Regions from separate parts of the Homo sapiens genome. Here region 1 is linked to region 2. Evidence: chromatin contacts called from ENCODE Hi-C data. All regions are on one chromosome and are shown on one strand. Each heading gives the region's core, a stretch centred on a gene start or an enhancer-like site at or near the end of the contact. The rest is flanking DNA. Distances are from core to core; before and after follow the strand shown.

Region 1 (4,603 bases), core at 1,361-3,860, 1.1 Mb before region 2:
ATAGTCTAATCTCAGCACTTTGGGAGGCCGAGGCGGGCGGATCTCAAGGTCAGGAGTTCGAGACCAGCCTGACCAACATAATGAAACCCCGTCTCTACTAAAAATACAAAAATTAGCCCGGCGTGGTGGTGGCACATGCCTGTAATCCCAGCTACTCAGGAGGCTGAGGCAGGAGAATTGCTTGAACCCAGGAGGCGAACGTTGCAGTGGGCTGAGATTGCACCATTGCATTCCAGAGGGAGACTCCATTTCAGAAAAAAAAAAAAAAAAAAAAAAAAAAAAAGTCTAGTTCATAGTTGCTCTGAAAGAAAGGAAGGGGATTGCATTAGTTATTCATTCAATAGTTACACACTATGCTAGAGTTTGTGTAAATTTTAAGTGAGACTCTGTCTCAAAAAAACAAAAAAGTTTTCATATGCATTGGACCAGAGTCAGATATAGATAGTATTCTCTTATTTTCCTGGTGTTCTTTTAAAGATGCAAAACCACATTAGTCTATGAAATAGGAATGGAGACTACAAAGAGAGATTAAGTTGAGATCAAGACAGAGGTGGAATGGAAATTGGCTGAAAGAAAAATAAAACAAGCAGAATCAAATGTCTTATTGGAGAAAATAAACAGTACTCTTGGCTCTGAAGAAAATTAAATCCGTAATGGTGAAGAAAAACTTGATATAGTCTCCCAGGGTGCAGAGAAAACAAACAGATTTATTTGACATTGGTGATCCAATGTGATAGTTTTAGAGGAGAGGAAAGAAAAAAACCCAAATCTTTTCACAGAATGGACAGGAAGAAAACTTTTCTAAGCTACAAAGAAGACCTCTTTTGTTTCTGGAAAATTAATAGATAAGGCCCATATTGATTTATACTGGCAAAATGTTTGACTTTTGAGGGTAAAGAAAAACCCTTGCAAGCACCAAGCAAACTGCTGACCTTAAACAGACAAACCCAGCTTTGCATTTTCAGTGCCAGAAGACAATGAAATAAAGACAAGAGTTTTGAGGGGGAAAGCTTGAGACTCAAGAATCCTATAAACAGGAAATCATTATAAAGGCATTCTCACCTAAGGCAAAGGCTTAGGAAATACAACATTCCAGAGTCCTCCCTGAAATCACCAGTCATGTGAGAGATGGGTCCAAATGAGGAATAGAAAAATTAGAGCACAAAAAACCGGCAGTAACATTGAAACCAATTAAACAGAGTTGGCAAAAGCCAAAAACAAGGATTGAAAAAGAATGTTGTGGCTTAAAAAAAAAGTGTAAACAAAAGTTAGGTCTGTCGTCCTGATTAAGTGGACAAATATAAGTAGTGAGGGCGGCAGGTAGGAGGCAGAAAAGCACACAAAATTTCTCATGGGGGAATATAAAAACGAATTATTTGTCACTGACTTTACTAATGTGTGAAATGTAAACTATTTTCATTTGATAAATCTAAAGGCAGCCGCGAGAAGAATTAAAAATACTTTCTGCCTTGAAAATCACGATAGAAGATAAAAGCAAATGTGGGAAAATTCAGAAAACAGGAATAAATAAAAACTATAGAATACGAAGTCGTAAGACCAAACACAACACCTATAAACAGCAGAGACGTAATGCGTTAAATCCCAGCCAGAGCAGAGGCGCTGCAGTTCTTAGGGCAGACCCTGGTGCCTCCAGGCTTTTGCTAGTGCTAAACTCTCGGCTAGGCTTGCCTCCCTACCCTATTCAAGGCTGAGGCCTCAATTCAAGGCCGACTCCCTCCTCCCGGCAGTCCTCCCGGGCCGCCCTAGGCTGAGTGAGCACTCCCCACAGTGAACGCTGCCCGCGCGGGCGAGGCCGGCGCTCCGGGTCCGGTACGAAGTCCCACCTCACTCCCTCTCACCCCGGGTTACAGCGTGTGGTCTGGGGCCACGCGTTACGCCAGGCGCGGGGCACAGGGTGAAAGCGTTCAATCCTGCTGGAGTGTAATGTGTATTTTTTCCCCGTCGCACCTTCCAGACGGTGATCCAGTGTGAGCAGCAAGTTTCAAATCGTCTCCGTTTGGTCACGAACGGAGTTTACTGCCCCTCGACGCCTCCCGCACGACAGCCCGTGGTCCTCGCGCCCGGGCGGGTCGTTGCTCGGCCGGGCGGATCCACCCGCGACGGCTCGTCCCGACCCCTCCCTAGCGGACTTGCAAGGTCTCAGGGCGTCCGCTGGGAGGCCGCGTCCCGAAGAGCTGGCGCGGGAGAGGAATGGGGCTCGGGGCTCCGAGTCGGGAGCCCCTTCCCCCAAGCAAGAGGGGCTCCTCCTCCTCTTCCTAGACGTGGGATTCAGGGAGGGCGCGGTTCCATTGGATTTGTTGCAGAGGAACGACTGGGCCTGAGCCCAAGCCCAAGGGCCTGGGGGGTAACGAGCGATGAGCAGAGGGGCTCGCGGCGGACTTGCTGCGCCCTAGAGAGGGTGAGGCTGAGGGGTCCCACGCGCGGGCGGGGCGCAGCGACGAAGGGGTTAAGGCGCCTCACCCCGCCCCAGCCCGGGCATTGGCTGCCCTGGGGGGCGTGGCCGGAGGGCGGGCTCGCGTTTGCCGCAGCCGCTGGTGGGCGGGGCTCGGGCGGGGAGCAGGAGGGGCGCGGAGCGGAGCCGGGCCCGCGCAGCGCGCCCCGCCGGGCGTGCTTCGGGCTGCGCCAGCAAGCGGGGCCGGTGGCGCCCGTGTCGGAGACCCCGCGCCGGACCCTGAGGCAGCGAGTAAGTGAGGCAGGCCCATCGTGGCATCCCTCCCGGCTCCGACCTGCCGCCGTGCCTGCTGCACTGCGCGGCATGTCTGACCTGACCCGGACTGGGTAGGGGGCGCGTCCCGCTGCTAGGGTCCCAAGGGGGAGGGGAGCGGAGAGGAGGCGGATGATGTCATGGATGCTTCGCCCGGCCTGGGGGGAGGTGGCGGCCAGAGGGGGTGCGGCTCGGATTATGTCACCTCTTCCCTCTGCGCCCCGCCCCCCGGGGCCACACGCGTTGGTGGGGAGCCTGGGGAGGTGCGGGCGGGGTTTCCCCCATCGCAGGGACTCCCAGGTCCTGTGGCCTGTGGCTGGGGTCTCTATCAGTTGGCTCTGCGGGCCGTGGGCTGCTGGTGAATGGCGACCCCCCCTCCCACCCCCAGCAGAAGCTCGTGTGTGCGCGCGTGTGTGTGCTCGGGGTGGAGGGGGCGCTCTCGGCCCCCTCAGTCCTGAAACACTGGCTTCATCAGAGCCAGTAGCTAGGTGATGGGCCCATTCCGCTGCCAGTGCTTAGGCCACCGAGGGAAGACGGATCTCCCCTCACTCATCCCAACCAAGAAGTTCTGGATATCTCTGCACCCCAAAAGCCCTGCAGTGCCCCCAGATCCCTTTCCTCCCTCAGTCCTGCTTCCTGGAAACCCCTCCTGCTCTCCCTGCCCGGATTCACTGCCTCTTTGCATTGCCCATAACTAGCATTCCCACAGGCATTTGCCCTGCATTTCCTTGGTGCAGGGCCCAGAGACCCCCAGGACTCTGCCCTCTGTGCTCCTGGGAAACCTATAGGCCAGCCCTGGGGAGGCCTCAGAGTGAAATCTCCCTGGGGTGTCCTCAGCCAAGTGCTCCAAGATGCCCCCTCTGGGGGGTGGAGATCAGGGATGCTGTCCTGAGGCCAGCCTTTGAACTGGTCTAGAAGCATGTAGGATGGGCACAGAGAGCTGGCAAGAGCTTGTGTGTGAAGTAGAGAGGGGCTCAGGTCAGGGTAGATAGAGGAGGGGCATCAGGAGAGTCCTTGGGGACCCTGCTGCAAGCTCTGCTCTGGTTCTGGGGACCAAGAGGAATACCAGGCATTTCACCCATCATACATTTACTTCTTAAAATGCCTGCAATGTAGGTGTGAGAACCCGAGGTGAAATAACCTGCATGAGGTTGCACCCCTAATCAGTCAAGCTGGGATTTACACTTGGAGCTGATGCTGCCAGAACTCTGTCTACTGCACTTGGTCTTGCTCATGGAAGGATTTGGACAGAGCAGGGGCAAGATCAGCTTTGCCCTTTAGAAGGAATCCCCTGGCAGCTGCCTGGGGGAGGGAGTGCAGGAGAAGAAAGTCCATTGAGGAGCCCCCAGCAGGGGTGCTGGATGGAGGGGCTGGCTAGAGATTTTTAGGAGATAGAATGGGCTGGGGTTGGGGCCTCTGAGACCCCAAGTGTTCCTAGCTTTGGGAGAGACACAGGTTGAGGGGTGGGTTGGAGGTACCTGTACATGTAACTGTCAGGTAGAGTCCGTTTGGCCCCCTCATGACGCTAATACTGTGTATAATGCCCCAGGCACTGAGGGCTGAGGTGACAGAGATCGAGGCAGTCAGGCAACAGGCTGTCATCTCAGGGTGGTGCACTGATGCCAGGAGGCTGCCTTTGCAGACCATGCTCAGTTACCTGGACTAGTTCAGGACCGTGACCTTTCCTCTCAGTTCAGTTCCTGCTTACCAGGGAAACATCCCCTTCCTTGTCCTGCCGGTGTCCTGCTGGGATTTTTTTTTTTTTTTTTTTGAGGGGGTATCTCACTCCGTTGCCCAGGCTGCTGGAGTGCAGTGGCGCAATATCACTGCAACCTCCACCTCCTGGGTTCAAGCGATTCTCATGCCTCAGCCTCCCGA
Region 2 (4,815 bases), core at 709-3,208:
AAGTTTTTTCTTTTTGTTTGTTTTGGGAGGGAAAGAGAGAGGCCCTCGGGGGTGAGGAGGCTCCGCAGTTCTGCTACTAACTGAACCCGACCCCTCCTCCACTCCCCCAACCGATCTTAAAAATAGAAGACGTTTAATAACCATAGCTCGCAATTCTTGAGCACTTATTAAGTTAATGGTTAGCACTTAAACGAGCTCTTGTTATGGAAACACCAGCCAACTTTAGGCCCAGGGACTGATCTTAGGACCTGAGAAGAGAGGGCCGAATGCCTGGGCCCAGGAAAGGAGGGTGTGTCAGGGCACAGGGTGACAGGGACCAGGTCTGAGGCCTAGGAAGGCCAGGAACAGTGTGGGCCAAGCCGTCCGGAGAGCAGGGGGTCCAGGCCCTGCGTGGGTGGAAAGGCCCGCGGTGCTCCTACCTTTCAGCGAGGTCTCCACCAGGCGCAGGTAAAGCTGCGAGCTCTTGTTGCCGTGACTCATGCGCTGGGCTAACCCATTGCGCTGCAGGACGCACTCCTCAAACTGCACGACGTTCTGGTGGCGCCGCTTGAGGCTGGTGAGGGCCCAGAATTCAGCCAGCGCCAGCTCCACGTTCTCGGGGGCGTCGCAGCGGATCTTCTTGACCGCCACCCGGGCCCCGCTGCGCCCGGCCACTGCCTCATAAACCACGCCGTAGCTGCCGCGCCCGATCTCCGCCAACAGGCTGTAACGCGGCCGCGCGGACCCGCCACCGCCCTCAGGCCGTCGCCGCGCCAGGAAGGCCTCGCCCGGGGCCTCGGCCGCCACCGGATCCATGGCCCGGGCCGCCGCCGCCGGCCTCAGCTTCGTGCTGGGCGCCCGCGGCACTGGGCTTCGCCTTTTCCGCTCCGGGCTTTGTGTACCTCTGCGGGCGCCGTCCTTCCCCGTTTCCATGGCTGCGGGCGGCGGGGGGAGCAGCAACGGCGCTGCCCGGGCCCCCCCTGCCTCATCCCTCCGTCCGGCCCTGGGACGCGGAGGAGCCGGACCTTGGATTGTGACCTGCGGGCGAAAGAATCGGTTAAACGGCCAGGCCAAGGCGGGGAGGCCAGGAGCGTAGGCCGCGGGGCGTCCCACCTCCTCCTCCCCCGGCCGCCGCGGCCCCTTTAAGACGGAAGCCACCGCCGCTGATTGAACGGGGGAGGGGAGGGGAAAGCGGGAAAGACCGAACCACTGGGCAGCAGCTCAGAGGGGGAACCGGAAAGAAAAGCACAAACTCTCCGCTCTCTCTGTTAGCTTGTCATGTAGCGATAGGAAAAAGAAGAGCCAGCAAGCTTCACGCCTTCTGAAAACCGCTTAGAGACGCGATTTGGCCGGCGGAAATATTTTTCTTTGCTTGGCCCCCTCTGTGACGCTCCTCCCCGCGCCCCGCCTTGTGTTCGCCCGGGTGTAAACAGTCCATTGAATTAAGCCCTAGCGGAGCCCAGCGGACCGACCCAAGTCCCCGAGGGCGACGGGTAGAAGGGATTGGCTGAAAAGTTCGGCTTCTCGGAGTGCGACTGGCCGAGGACCCGATTTCCCTTCCCAAGCGCGGAGGCAGTGGCAGTAACTCCAGCCTCGGCGCTGGCCTTCAGTCCTCCAACGGCGCCCTTACCTGGCCCGCGCACCTCCACTTCCGGGCGGCCCGTTTCCCCCCTGGAGCCCCTGCCTGGGGATGGTCCGCTCCGGGCCCGGGCTGCCTCCGGGACCGAGCAGCGCGGGAGGTGGCGGCCCGAGCCCGGCGTGTAGCGGATCCTTCTGCTGCCGCGGCGCTCGCTGGGGAAGCCTGGGCTCCTAGGCTCCCGTGGCTTTCCACGTGTTCGCGCCAGCTGAGCCCTTTACATAACCTCTTTACATAAGCTGCACCTCCCGCCGGCGCCCGGGCCAGCGGAGACTCCTGGTGGCCCATCCCCCGGGACGCCAGCCGAGTGAGCCCTGCACCGCCCGGTCCTGCAAAGGTCGACGGAGCAGCCGCAGCCGAGCGCACCGGCACGCCTTGCCGGGACCCAATCACTGGCGAGAACACCCAGCCAACAAAAAATAGGCGCGAAATTCCCGTGATCCGCGGCGGGCTCCGGGTCTCCGCAGCGGCCCGCGCATCACTATCCCTTCTCGCCTGATCTGCGTGAAGACCAACCGTCCGCAGTAGGCGCCTAATAAATACTGACTGGGTGATTGTCTTGGTCGTTTGATTCATAGCTCTGTCCTGGGAACCTCAGGGACTGGGTTGGAATCCCGACCTTCCCTTCTACCAGCCCAGTGATCTTGTGCAAATCATTGACCCACCCTGAGCATCCGTTTATCTAATGATCCTCTGCAAAATGGATAGAATGGGCTTTAATTCCCAGGAATGATAGACCCAAATGAAATACCTAGATGGAGGCTAATTGGGTGTGGGGCTGTTAGTACCCAAAGCTCCCATTTAGGCACAGATTTTTGAATATTTTGTTCTGTATTTTGTATTCCAGTGTAGGCCTAGTGGGTGCCCAGTGTTTGTTAACTGAATCTACAGATGTTTATTGAACACCCGTAATGTGCTAGGCACCATTCCAAGTCGCTGGGGAAAGAGCAATAGACAAGGCAGTTTCTGCCTTGGTTGAGGTTCTGTGCCACTGCAGGAGACAAACCACATGGGTGGCCTTGGGCAAGTTAGTCAACCTTCTTGTGTATTTGTTCCTTACCTGTAAGAAGATCCACAGAGGTTATACAGGTAAAGCACTTAGGACAGCCTTGCACACAATGTTAAGTATTATTAAATAAATGCACAGGATAATTTTTGCCAGTGGTAAGTGTGATGGAGAAAAAGAATGAGCTAAAGAGTGCTCACTGGATACAGGCCATTTCTTATAATGTATTTGGTCGCTGAAAACCTCTTAACTTTTTTGTGATTAAATTTCAAATTTACACATAAATTTCAAGAATCGTAAAGATCATATACTTTTCCACTAGAATAACAAATTGTTATATTTTGCTGCATATCCATATCCTCTCGTGTATGTGTATATATACACACAAATACATATTGTGTGTGGATATCTATATGGTATATACCCCAAAAGAAAGGAAATCAGTATACGGTATATAGATATTCACACACACACATATATAATGTATATATTCTTTTTTACTACATCATTTTAGAGTTTCCAACATCAAACTCCTTTATCCTAAATATATGTGTGTGTTTCCTTAAAAAAAAGACATTATCTGGCATAATCTCAGTACAGTGGTCAAAAATCAGGAATTTTAACAATGATACAATTGTTTTATTTAATACACTCCATCCATATTTAAATTTTGCTAATGGTCCCAATAATGTCCTTTATAGCTATTCCCCAGGATCCAATTCAGGATCAGACGTTGCACTGAGTTGTCATGCCTCTTTAGTTTCTTTTAATCTGGAAGGGCAGTTAGTTATCCAGCCTTTCTTTGTCTTTCATGACCTTGACATTTTTGAAGAATACTGGCGAGTTATATTGTAGAATGTCCCTAAATTTTTATTCATCTGTGTTTTCTTATTAGTTTCAGAGTATCCATTTTTCTCTCCTCCCCCACCCCCCACCAACCCATCCCTTGCTATTCTGAGAGGGTATGCATTTTTTGGCAGGACTACTGCTGAAAAAAGTTGCCTCCTCAGGGCCTTTCATCAGGAGGCACATGGCATTGTGTTTGTCCCAGTATTCGTGGTGTTAACTTCCATCATTTGGTTGAGGTGGTGTAGGAGTAGTTACACTCTACCATAAAGTTACGATTTTTCCTTCTGTAACTATTAAGTATTCTGTGGGAAGATATTTTGAGACTATTTAAATATCCTCTTCTTTAGACTCTTACCCACTGGTTTCAGAATTCATGGTGATTCTTGCTTGAAACAATTATTACAGTTGCAAAATGGTGATCAGAAGGTCTTTTTAACCATAACCTTTTTTCTATTTCTGTGAAGAATGTCATTGGTATTTTGATAGGGATTGCATTGACTCTTTAGATTGCTTTGGGTAGTATGGACATTTTAACCAATGTTGATTCTTCCTATCCATGAACATGAAATATCTTTCCATTTTTTGTGTGTCCTCTTCAATTTCTTTAATCAGTGTTTTATAGTTTTCATTATAGAGATCTTTCATTTCTTTAAATTAATTCCTAGGTATTTTTATTTATGGCTATTGTAAATGGGATTACTTTTTAAATTTCTTTTTCAGATTGTTCACTGTTAACATATAGAAATGCTACTGATTTTTGTATGTTGATTTTGTATCCTGCAACTGTACGGAATTTGTTTATCAGTTCTAACAGTTTTTTGGTGGAGTCTTTAGGTTTTTCCAAATATAAGATATAATATGCAAACAAGGATAATTTAACTTTTTCCTTTCCTATTTGGATGCCCTTTATTTCTTTCTCTTGCCTGATTGCTCTAGCTAGTACTTCTAGTACTTCTAGTACTGTGTTGAATAACAGTGGTGAAAGTGGGCATCCTTGTTGTATTCCAGATCTTAAAGGCTTTCAGTTTTTCCCCATTCAGTATGGTACTAGCTGTGGGTTTGTCATATATGGCTTTTATTATGTGGGGGTATTTTCCTTCTATTCCCAGTTTTTTTTAGGGTTTTTATCATGAAACCATGTTGAATTTTATCAAATGCTTTTTCAGCATCAATTGAAATGATAGTATGGTTTTTGTCCTTCATTCCGACAGCCTTATTTTATCTTAATTACCTCTTTAAAGACCTTATCTTCAAATATAGGCACATTCTAAGGTACTGGGAATTATAACTTCAACATGAATTTGGAGTGAGGAGGGACACAATTCAGTCCATAATAGCCTCTTTG

What was found. Hi-C counts contacts between places; a loop is a spot of excess contacts on that map. Pooled maps may share reads with other maps.
Region 1: a pooled map shows a loop between it and region 2 (7-fold over the local background). The contact joins the promoter of LZTS3 here to the promoter of STK35 in region 2. A Hi-C loop is called at or near these places in 9 of 50 pooled maps.

What each region holds. Positions count from the first base shown.
Region 1 is chr20:3,171,556-3,176,158 of GRCh38, reverse strand. It overlaps LZTS3 (leucine zipper tumor suppressor family member 3), which reads left to right and starts at 2,610. Exons shown (of 5, transcript NM_001365618.1): 1 at 2,610-2,704. It overlaps LOC107985414 (a long non-coding RNA gene), which reads right to left and starts at 2,469. Exons shown (of 2, transcript XR_001754477.2): 1 at 1,969-2,469. RefSeq lists a silencer at 2,387-2,726.
Region 2 is chr20:2,098,970-2,103,784 of GRCh38, reverse strand. STK35 (serine/threonine kinase 35) reads right to left here and starts at 1,958. Exons shown (of 4, transcript NM_080836.4): 1 at 1,610-1,958; 2 at 420-1,017. The coding sequence starts at 1,903. RefSeq lists silencers at 543-592, 613-1,142, 1,433-1,482, 1,493-1,782, 1,883-2,072 and an enhancer at 229-1,197.